Linked DNA regions of Homo sapiens: all the other regions are linked to region 1. Evidence: chromatin contacts called from ENCODE Hi-C or POLR2A ChIA-PET data. All regions are on one chromosome and are shown on one strand. Each heading gives the region's core, a stretch centred on a gene start or an enhancer-like site at or near the end of the contact. The rest is flanking DNA. Distances are from core to core; before and after follow the strand shown.

What was found. Hi-C counts contacts between places; a loop is a spot of excess contacts on that map. ChIA-PET counts read pairs that join two places held with the same protein, here RNA polymerase II (POLR2A). Pooled maps may share reads with other maps.
Region 2: a loop to region 1 is called in a pooled map, with 12 times the contacts of the local background. The contact joins the promoter of SBNO1 here to the promoter of PXN-AS1 in region 1. A Hi-C loop is called at or near these places in 6 of 50 pooled maps. POLR2A ChIA-PET finds 5 or more read pairs at or near these places in 2 of 52 experiments (T-cell and naive thymus-derived CD8-positive, alpha-beta T cell).
Region 3: a pooled map shows a loop between it and region 1 (8-fold over the local background). The contact joins the promoter of AACS here to the promoter of PXN-AS1 in region 1. A Hi-C loop is called at or near these places in 1 of 50 pooled maps. POLR2A ChIA-PET finds 5 or more read pairs at or near these places in 2 of 52 experiments (AG04450 and BJ).

Annotation. Positions count from the first base shown.
Region 1 is chr12:120,199,635-120,203,190 of GRCh38, forward strand. It overlaps PXN-AS1 (PXN antisense RNA 1), which reads left to right and starts at 1,657. Exons shown (of 4, transcript NR_038924.1): 1 at 1,657-1,792. It overlaps RPLP0 (ribosomal protein lateral stalk subunit P0), which reads right to left and starts at 1,477. Exons shown (of 8, transcript NM_001002.4): 1 at 1,449-1,477; 2 at 1,096-1,197. The coding sequence starts at 1,149. RefSeq lists enhancers at 1-122, 1,163-1,232, 1,633-1,992.
Region 2 is chr12:123,362,986-123,366,496 of GRCh38, forward strand. SBNO1 (strawberry notch homolog 1) reads right to left here and starts at 1,862. Exons shown (of 32, transcript NM_001167856.3): 1 at 1,716-1,862. MIR8072 (microRNA 8072) reads right to left here and starts at 1,858; the gene lies at 1,779-1,858. SBNO1-AS1 (SBNO1 antisense RNA 1) reads left to right here and starts at 1,963. Exons shown (of 2, transcript NR_157806.1): 1 at 1,963-2,130; 2 at 2,540-2,819. RefSeq lists enhancers at 528-1,246, 903-952, 2,413-2,622 and silencers at 1,433-1,542, 1,583-1,662, 1,773-2,012, 2,143-2,242.
Region 3 is chr12:125,062,951-125,066,728 of GRCh38, forward strand. AACS (acetoacetyl-CoA synthetase) reads left to right here and starts at 2,485. Exons shown (of 18, transcript NM_023928.5): 1 at 2,485-2,767. The coding sequence starts at 2,635. LOC105370052 (a long non-coding RNA gene) reads right to left here. Exons shown (of 4, transcript XR_001749365.2): 3 at 2,053-2,160. RefSeq lists a silencer at 2,126-2,745.

The sequences.
Region 1 (3,556 bases), core at 407-2,906:
ACTGCCAAACTGGATGATTGGCTAGCTGGGTATGAACGCTGAAAATTAGGTTTCTACATTCAATCAAGGAGTTTTTTCTTTTTTTACTTAGTTTTTAATTTTTCCCAATTACCAGGCATGCTTCTGATTCACTAAAATGGTTAACAGGATAAAAAAGGAATGTTCCAAGTAAGTTGGTCAAGAGGAGGGCTAGATTCACAGCATTAAAAGCACCACGTTAAGCAAATATAGCAACATTATTATTTGTAAAAACAATCTAGGCGTGTTTATCCGGATTGTTACACAATTCCTTTGGGTTTTGTGTCTGAAAACCTTCTAAGTGTGGGAAAATGTAATACAAGCTATGCTCTACAATGCTGCCTAATTGCTTAAGCGCAGTACAGTCAGCATTTCTGGGCAAGGGAGACCCACCTCAAAGGCCATCCAAAAGTCATTGGACACTTAAGTTTCTTGGCTGACAGGTCCTAAATATGCAACAGCTTGCTTCCTTACAATGAGTCATTCCTGACCTCAGACCTTCTCAAAAATGGAGTAAAACTGTAATGTGCGGCCGGGCGCGGTGGCTCACACCTGTAATCCTAGCACTTAGGGAGGCCGAGGAAGGTGGATCATGAAGTCAAGAGATCGAGACCATCCTGGCCAACATGGTGAATCCCTGTCTCTATTGAAAATACAAAAATTAGCTGGGTGTGGTGTCGCGCCCCTGTAATCCCAGCTACTCGGGAGGCTGAAGCAGGAGAATCGCTTGAACCTGGGAAGCGGAGGTTGCAGTAAGCCAAGATCAAGCCACTGCACTCCAGCCTGGACAACAGAGCGAGACTCCGTTTAAAAAAAAAAAAGTATAAAGCGCGCTCTTTTAGAAGCCAGACAGACCTGGATACGAATGCTGTCATCTTAGGACCCACTTAACTTGCCTGAGCCCGTTTATCTGCAACAGAAGGGACCTATCTCAGGAAATTGTTAACTAAACAGTATTTTCCCAAAAATGGCCTAATTCAGTAGCCGGTGTGAGTAGACCCTCAGCACATAGCAGCTGACTGTCCCTATTTGCGCTGGGGCAACATGAAGAGCAGAGGCGACCCACCCTGCACTTACGATGATCTTAAGGAAGTAGTTGGACTTCCAGGTCGCCCTGTCTTCCCTGGGCATCACGGCGGTGCGTCAGGGATTGCCACGCAGGGTTTAAAGACGATGTCACTGAGGAGAGACAGGGAGCTCAGGCCTGGTCACGCCGACACCCATCCCGCGGTCCCGGGCCTAAGAGGAGCAGGACACGCGCAATCGCCCGCCGGCCCTGCCTAGGGCAGCGGCCGTCATCTCGGGGCGTGCAAGCCGCCACCGAGGCCCCAGGCGGAACAGAATAGGACTCCATGTTCCCAAAGGCCCCCAAAGACCCCTCCATGCTTCCCGCCGGCGACCCCTGGCGCCCATCTAACTAGCACACGAACCTTCCACGAGGACGCCTGGCGAGAGAAGGGCCTCGCGCCCGCGCGTGCCTTTTATAATGCGAACAAAGTAGCCAATCAGAAACCGCGGATAGCGCTCCTGTCTATTGGCTGCGCCATCGCCCGTCAGACAAAGCTGAACGAATACAGGCAACCATTGGATAATATCGCTGCCACTCCAGCCAACGGAAAGCCGCCTTTAAGTAGGGTCGCGAAGGAAGGCGCTGCCTCGCGTTGGAGGAGCTTGCTCTGAGCTGCTGCCACCTGCTGGGCTGGAGCTGGAGCTGGAGCTGCGAATTCGGAGTCCCGGTTCCCTGTGCCACCTGGCGAGCTCAGCAAACTAAAAGGTATGACGTGGAGCTGAGACATAATTGCACATGCTTAGAAACAGAATGGTTTCTCTTTTTTTTTTTTTTTTTGAGACGGAGTGTCGCTCTGTCGCCCAGGCTGGAGCGCAGTGGCGCCATCTCGGCTGACTGCAAGCTCCGCCTCCCGGGTTCACGCCATTCTCCTGCCTCAGCCTCCGGAGTAGCTGGGACTACAGGCGCCCGCCACCGTGCTCGGCTAATTTTTTTTTTGTATTTTTAGTAGAGACGGGGTTTCATCATGTTCTCCAGGATGGTCTCGATCTCCTGACCTCGTGATCTGCCCGCCTCGGCCTCCCAAAGTGCTGGGATTACAGGCGTGACCCGCCGCGCCCGGCCTCAGAATGGTCTCTCGTCTTCTCTAGTTTTTCCGCCTACCAAAACAGAGGGATCCTTTAAAACCTGGCCGGGCGCGGTGGCTCACGCCTATACTCCCAGCACTTCGGGAGGACGAGGCGGGTGGATCACCTGAGGTCAGGAGTTCGAGACTAGCCTGGCCAACATGGCAAAACCCCGTCTCTACTAAAAATACAAAAATTAGCCAGGTGGGGTGGCGCATGCCCGTAATCCCAGCTACTCAGGAGGCCGAGGCAGAAGAATCGCTTGAACCCGGGAGCTGTGAGCTCTGCAGTGAGCTAAGATCACACCATTGCACTCTAGCCTGGGTGACAGAGAGGGACTCCATCTCAAAAAAAAAAAAAAAAAAAAAAAAACCTAAGTCAGCTCATCTCCTTATCTGCTTAAAACTTTCCGTTTCCTACAGAGTAAAAATCTAAAACCTAAAGTACCTACAAGGCCCTTACCTATCTGTCCCTCACGCCCACTCTGATCATCTCAGATGTTTTCCTCCTCACTTACTTGCTTTCTACCCAGATGATGCTCTGCTGCTTTTCCAGAGCAGGCTTTACTTGGGGGCTTTTGCATTAGCCATTCCCTCTTCCTAGAAAACTAGCCAACAAACATCCATAGAATAATTCACCTCCATCAAATCTTTTTTTTTTTTTTTTTTTTTTTTTTTTTTTTTTGAGAAGCAGTCTCACTCCGTTGCCCAGGCTAGAGTGTAGTGGAGCAATCTCAGTTCATTGCAGACTTGACCTCCCAGGCTGAAGTGATCCTCCCACCTCAGCCTCCCAAGTAGCTAGGACTACAGGCACACACCACCACGCCAAGCTAATTTTTTGTACTTTTTGTATAGATGGGGTCTTGCCATGTTGCCTAGGCTGATGTCAAACTTCTGGGCTCAAGCAATCCTCCCACCCTGGCCTCCTAAATTGCTGGGATTACAAGAATGAGACACCTTGCCCAACCCTGAGATCTCTTTTTTTTTTTTTTTTTCACTGAAACCTATGGAATTATGTATTAAATGATCCCCAAAGAATCAGCTATTTCAAAATTAAAAATTATTACAAAGAGCTTCATACATCATGTTATATCCTATATCACACACCATAAAACTGTCAGAAGTAGGCCGGGTGCGGGGGCTCATGCCTGTAATCCCAGCACTTTGGGAGGCTGAGGTGGGCAGATCACGAGGTCAGGAGATCCAGACCATCCTGGCTAACACAGTGAAACCCCGTCTCTACTAAAAAATACCAAAAGTTAGCCAGGAGTGGTGGCGGGCTCCTGTAATTCCAGCTACTTGGGAGGCTGAGGCAGGAGAATTGCTTGAGCCCAGGAGGCAGAGGTTGCAGTGAGCTGAGATTGCGCCACTGTACTCCAGCCTAGGTGACAGAGCAAGATTCCGTC
Region 2 (3,511 bases), core at 612-3,111, 3.2 Mb after region 1:
CTGAAGTGGGACGATCGCTTGAGCCCAGGAGTTCAAGCTGCAGTGAGCTATGACCACGTCACTGCACTTCAGCTTGAGCAACAGAGTGGGACCCTGTCTCAAAAATTTAAAAATAGCATAAATATTCCAAACGCAATTATATGGAATAAGTTGGAATGGAAGATAAAAAGCAGAAGCCAGAGAAAAAAAGTAAAGTCGTCTCCCATCGGAAAAATTTTGGAAACAACTTCTTTAAAAGATGAGAGAAAATGTTCCCTTGCTTGCAAAATTAATGTCCCACTCAAGTCACCAGTAGGAAATTCTGCTATCTTCTGTGCAACGATGATAGCTTTCCCTACGCTTATGAAAATCAATTCTGATTGCTAGAAAATATGGTGGAAAATAGAATCCCTCTGTACTGTCAGCTCGCAGAATTATCTGAAAGTGTTAAGTCAATTCCTGCTAGGGCACTCCGGATGACAGTTCTCTGCACCCTTCTGGATGACTCTTTAGAAACCATATTCCATCCCTAATTCTGGCTGTCTAGAATATATGAAACATTTAACTCAACATAAAATGATAATAGCCAACTTTCAAAGGTCAAAGGGGACCAGTTTATAACCTTCCCTCAACACGTGTTCAGTACAAACTTCCGGGTGCACTTACAATTGGCTGCGCAATTCAATGGATAAAAACGTTGCTTTATTTGTCTCTCATTTTCTGGCCCGTTCTTTTCCCACGTTTCTCAACCAGCGACTCCCCAAAACAAAAGCCTCCCACAGTAAACCGAGCACGCACATAAAAAGAGCTTCTCTGTGCGAGGATCAAGTTAGTGGTCCGCAAACATTAACCAAACAGAAGCACAAAGCAGGGGTGGGAAGGGGAGGAGCTGGATGCCAGGGTCAGGAAAGAAACAATCAGAAGGGTTTAGGAACATCCAAATCTCCTCAGCGGTTAAACCGACCCCAAACCACTTCTGGGAAACCACCGGTATCCACTGCTTTGGGGAACTCTGGATGCTCGTTATGCCAAACGCTCTCAAAGTAAGCAAATCCCCAACTGCCGTTCCCCTCCATGGGTAATTCTTAGGGTCTGGGAGGTGAGCTCGCCCGCCGAGGCAGAACTAAGCGAGTCGCCTGGAGAGGCGTGAAGGGAGCCTGCACGTGTCCCCCGCGGCTTCCCCACCGCCCCAAGAGCGGGGCATGTACGAGACCGCGCTGTGGGGTTCAGATTTAGGAAGGACGACCGCGTCGCCTGCCTCCCTCCCTCGCCCAGAGCCGGGAGCAATGCTGGGGCACGAAAGAGGACTTGGGAAGGATCCGGTCCTTACTTTCCCCGCGGGTCCCGGACCCGCAGCCCCCGGGTTGTGAGGCGGAAGCCAAAGGGGCGAACCCAGCGGAGCCGGCGTGCACAGACCCTGCCCCGCGGTCCAAGAGGGGTGCCTCCGGCCCGGGACAGCGGGGCTCCCGGAGCCCGAAAGCCCCACGAGCGGCGACAGCGGGGCCCGGCGCTGACGAACAGAGGAAGCGAGTACAACGGAGCCGCCGTCGGGAACATGCCCCCGAGGGCCCCGGAGCGCGCGGCCGCGAGGAGCGGCAAGCGGCGAGGGAGGCCCCAAGCCGGGGCGAGGTGGCTGTCCCCCCAGCCTGGCCCCGCACGGCCCCCCGAGGGTGGGAGTGGGAGGCTGTCCGGGAGGGGGAGTGTGGAAGGAGAAAAGGGCCAAGGGAAGGACTTACTTTCCCCGCGGGACCCGGCGCCAGCACAGCTCCTCCCGGGAGGTGTGAGTTTGAAGGACCAGAGGCGACTGGAGCGGAGGCGGCGGTGGCGGCGGCAGCAGCGGCGTCCTGCTCTGCCTACCTCCCCGCCGCCATCTTGACGCCCCTCCCCCAGCCCCCCCGCCCCGCCGGGAGGGGCGGGGGAGGGGCAACGGATGAGGCGCCGCGCGCACGCAGCGCCCTCACGTGACTTCCTCCCTCCTCCCCCACCCGCCTCTCTGCGCCCCTCTCCGCCCCGCCTCCCTCCTAGGTGAAGGAAGATGATTTCCCCCCCATCTTGACCACCCCCCAGTCTTCGCCGCCAAAAACGGACTCCGCCGGCTATCCTCGGCCCGGTACCAGTTGTTGGATCCAAGAGAATTCCGGAACCCAAACGGTCCATTACCGCGGCTCTGGGGTGGGCGAGGGGTGAGGGGGCCGGGTTTCCGCGAAGGGGGAGGGGGAAGGCGAAGGCCACCTAGGAGAGTCACGTGACTACTGTTTCCGCCGGCGCTCACGGAGAGCTCGCGGTAATTCCGTTTCCCCGCCCTTTTTTCCCCGCGGCCTGTCGGGAAGAAGGTCCGCGTGCCAGGGCTATCGGGAGGTCGGCCGGAGGGCCGCGCGCATGCGCCCCGCGCCTGCTTTCAAACTCCGGTTAGGAAGGGCCTGGAGCTATTTTCAGAACCTGTTAGGGTGGGGAGCTACGGCCCAGGAAGTTACCTAGCAGCGTTTCTGTCACTTGGAAGATCTCTTCATTACCTAGTTAGTCCTAGAAACAAAATGTTTACATATTCATTGCTTGTTAGGCTCGCTCAAAGCACTTTATTGGCAGTGAAACCGCAAGTAACCCGGAGCCCTCGGCGCGACCACGGCTAGAATCAGAGCCTAAGGCGTGTGAGCTCAGCCATCCCACGTCTGTCTTCACGCTCATACGCAAGCCCGACACACCGGGGCTCCCACTTAATGAATACTGAAGAGTAGGGCTGTCCCTACCGCTTCTCACTTCCTTGTTTTCATCTTTTCGTTATTATTAAGCGACCTAACACAATAAACATATTACCTTGTTGGTAACCCTTTTGTAAAGTCATTCTGAAAGTGCTGTTTGACTCCGTTGCTTGGGTAATAAGCACGCCTGGGTGATTCTTGCCCCCTACTGGCTGCGCATCCTACAAGCCTAGTGCTGAAAGCAAACCAAGTAGCTGGAACAGTTGGAGGTTACAGTGTGAACTCTTCCAGAGACAAAGTATTCGGGGAAAGAAAGGAAAAAGTAGGCACAGAAAGAATAGGAAACTTCAGTGTTTGTACACATAGATATGTATTATATATCTATGTATACATTTATAAATATTTTTAAAGTGCTAACTAATCGCTTTACTAATTACATTATTTCATTTAATCCTCTCACACACATAGAAAAAAAACCTATAAAGACAAAAATAAAAAATATTTTAGGCCGGGCGCAGTGGCTCACGCCTGTAATCCCAGCACTTCGGGAGGCCGAGGTGGGCGGACCACCTGAGGTCAGGAGTTCGAGACCAGCCTGGCCAACATGGTGAAACCCCATCTCTGCTAAAAATACAAAATTTAGCTGGGGCTTGGTGGCGGGCACCTGTAATCCCAGCTACTCTGGAGGCTGAGGCAGGAGAATCGCTTGAACTCAAGAGACGGAGGTTGCAGTGAGCCGAGATCGTGCCATTGCACTGCAGCCTGGGCGACAGAGCGAGAATCCGACTCAAAAACAAAAAACAAAAAAAACCTTAGGCACAGGCCAGGTGTGG
Region 3 (3,778 bases), core at 1,235-3,734, 4.9 Mb after region 1:
GTGTGTGTGAATTTAGCCACTTTACAGTCCTTGTTCCCAGCAATTTGGAACTTTCCTTTTGATTTGATCAAGTCAGATATAGTTGATCAAACCCAATGGGAAAAGACCAAAGCAACAACAAAAACAGAGACAAACAAGCAACCAAAAAAGCATTTAAGCCAAACAAAAAATGGCACAACTTATATGATCACTGAGCACGCTCTAATGGTAAGGATAAATTAATGTTAGAGGAAAGCGGTCCCGATCCAGACCCCAAGAGAGGGTTTTTGGATCTCACGCAATAAAGAATTCAAGGCGAGTCTACAGACTAAAGCAAATGCAAGTTCCTTAGGAAAGTAGAGGAATAAAAAGATGGCTACTCCATAGACAGAGCACCCTGAGGGGTGCTGGTTGCCCATTCTCATGGTTATTTCTTGATGATATGCTAAACAAGGGGTGGACTATTCATGCCTCCCCTTTTTAGACCATATAGAGTAACTTCCTGACATTGCCATGGCATTTGTAAACTGTCATGGTGCTGATGGGAGTGTAGTAGTGAAGTCAAGCAGAGGTCACTCTCATCACCACCTTGGTTTTGGTAGGATTTAGCCGGCTTTTTTACTGCAGCGTGTTTTATCAGCAAGGTGTTTATGACTTGTATTTTGTGCCGACCTCCTGTCTCATCCTGTGACTTAGAATGCCTTCACTGTCTGGGAATGGAGCCTAGTAGATCTCAGCCTCATTTTACCCAGCCCCCACTCAAGATGGAGTTGCTCTGGTTCAAATGCCTCTGACATTAAGACCAGCTGGCTGTTAACCTTAACTTTAGCCAAGACAAACCCCAATTCAGTTACTTACCTAGGGATGGGTCTTAGGCTGTAGACTGCTCTCTACCATTCTAGAAGCAGGAAAAAAGACCTCATCTTCCCTGTTGGAAGCGAGCTCAAACTCCATAAAGGAGTTACCTGCCTTCCATTGTCATGGAAGCAGGAAACCTTGCCTTCCTTGTTGGAAGCAAGTAAAACTGCAAAGAAAAGAGTTGTACAGCAAAATAAACTTTAGATCTCCACCAAATTTTGGGAGATCAGGGAGGCTCTGGAGGGGGTGCTCTCAGACCTGGGCTCACTCTTGTAATCCCAGCACTTTGGGAGGCCGAGGCGGGTGGATCACCTGAGGTCAGGACTTCAAGACCAGCCTGGCCAACATGGTGAAATCCCGTCTCTACAAAAATGCAAAAATGAGCCGGGCTCGGTAGCTCACGCCTGTAATTCCAGCACTTTGGGAGGCTGAGGCGGGCGGATCACCTGAGGCCGGGAGTTGGAGACCAGCCTGACCAACATGGAAAAACCCTGTCTGTACTAAAAATACAAAATTAGCCAGGCGTGGTGGCACATGCCTGTAATCCCAGGTACTCGAGAGGCTGAGGCAGGAGAATTGCTTTAACCTGGGAGATGGAGGTTGCCGTGTGCCGAGATCTCGCAATTGCACTCCAGCCTGGGTAACAAGAGCGAAACTTCGTCTCAAAAAAACAAAACAAACAACAACAACAACAAAAAAAAAAACACGAAAAATTAGCTGGGCATGATGGCGTGTGCCTGTAATCCCAGCTACTCAGGAGGCTGAGGCAGGAGAATCGCTTGAACCTGGGAAGCAGAGGTTACAGTGAGCTGAGATTGGGACATTGCACTCCAGCCTGGGCGACTGAGTGAGACTCAAAAAAAAAAAAAAAGCTAAGGCGGGGAGGGGGCCTTCCAGGTCATAGGTAGATAAGGGACAAATGGCTGCATTCTTTTGAGTTTTCAATTAGCCTCTGCAAAGGAGGCAATCAGGTGTGCATTTAACTCAGCAGAGGGGTGACTTTGAATAGAATGGAGGCAGGTTAGCCCTAAGCAGTTCCCAGCTTTTCTTTTCCCTTTAGCTTAGTAGTGGGGCCCCAAGATTTATTTTCCTTTCACAAATGTGTATTTTGATACCCATTGGCATACTATGTATATTATTGTATTATACTATGACATTATCTTGTGTATGTACACGATGTACTTATTTGTTAATCGTCTCCCGTCTTCCTCACACCTGTACCCCTCCTCTCCTGTTGACAGAGAACAAGAATTTTGTTTTGTTCGCTGCTGTATCCGCAAAGCTCCCAAAGTCCTCCGAATGCCGCAGGCTCTCAGTAAAGACCTGCAGGAAGAAATAGCGAATGAATGATGTACACGTGTAGGAAACAGCGGGCTCGGACGCCTGGCTTCTCCGGCTGCCCTAACGCCCTCCAGCTCCAGGTGAGGTCGGGGAGCTGGGGCCAAGGCTCGTGAGCGCCCCTCACCCCCACGCCCCCCGGCCGCGGGCGCTGGAGCCGGCGGCTGCGAGCACTCCTTTGAGCGGCGCTGCACTCAGCGGAGGGTTACAGGCGGGAGGGCGGGGCCTGGAAGGGGGCGGGGATTCGAGGCGGGGCCTGCGGGGCGGGGCCTGGGCCAAGCGGCCCGCAGGAGGCGGCGGCGGCCGTTCAGTCCCTTGTTCCCCGCCGCCGCCGTCGCTGACCCAGCCCGCCAGGCGCTCCTGACCGTCGCTTCCTCCGGTCCCAGGTCCCCGGCCCTCGCCTCAGCCCCGGCCCCTGGTCCCCAGCCCTCGTCGCAGCCCCGGCCGCCCGCCGCCGCCATGTCCAAGGAGGAGCGCCCCGGTCGGGAGGAGATCCTGGAGTGCCAGGTGATGTGGGAGCCTGACAGTAAGAAGAACACGCAGATGGACCGCTTCCGGGCGGCTGTGGGCGCCGCCTGCGGCCTGGCGCTGGGTGAGAGTCGGGCGCGCGGCCGGGCCTGCGGGGGATGGGCGGGAGCCGTGCAGGGTGGTTGGGTGGTCTCCCCATGGCTAGTTTCACGCTTCTGGGGCTGGAGGAGCCACTTGATGGCGGGGAGGCCTTCTGACTGCGGGGTTCCCCCCAGTCTTGGGGAACATCACCCCTCCACAGCACCTCCTGGCACTTCCTGACTCTGCAGCGTCTCCTCTGCATGTGGGGGTCACCCTCTCCCCGGGAGTGTCACCCCTCGGGAGGGCCAGCTGCCTGTTGACCGTGTGACCCCTTGCTAGGCTTTCCTACCTGTGAGGTGCTCCCTGGAGTCTTGACCTCCGGCCTGTGGGGGCTTCCCCCGGACATAGGGCCTTTTTGACTTGCAGCTCTTCCTCTGTTTGTGGGGGTCCCTTGCCAGTCCCCAGTGCCGTGCACTCTGTCCCCCTGACCTCCCTCATCTCCAGCTGCCCCTGCTGGAGGCCAGCACCTAGCAGGATGGTCAGGCAGGAGGCCCTGTCCACGTGTCTACACTCCCAGCCCCCAAACAGAACCTAGTAAAAGACTCTCTTTCCACCCATCACCTTGAACCTCAGAAACTGCCTCTCTCGGTGCGGGTGGGGCAAAGGCTCCTTCTCCGTGGGGTAACCGCTCCGGGTGCTCTTCCTGAGCTCTAGCTGGCTTGCCCAACTACCAGCTCCACCCCTCCACCCTGCCTCCCCTAGGTATTCCTAGGGGATTTTTTTTTTTTTTTTTTGAGACAGTTTCTCTCTCGTTGCCCAGGCTGGAGTGCAATGGCGAGATCTCGGCACACTGCAACCTCCGCCTCCCGGGTTCAAGTGATTCTCCTGCCTCAGCCTCCCGAGTAGCTGGGATTACAGGCATACACCACCACGCCTGGCTAATTTTGTATTTTTAGTAGAGACGGAGTTTCTCCATGTTGGTCAGGCTGGTCTCGAACTCCTGACCTCAGGTGATCCGATCGCCTTGGCCTCCCAAAGTGCTGGGATTACAGGT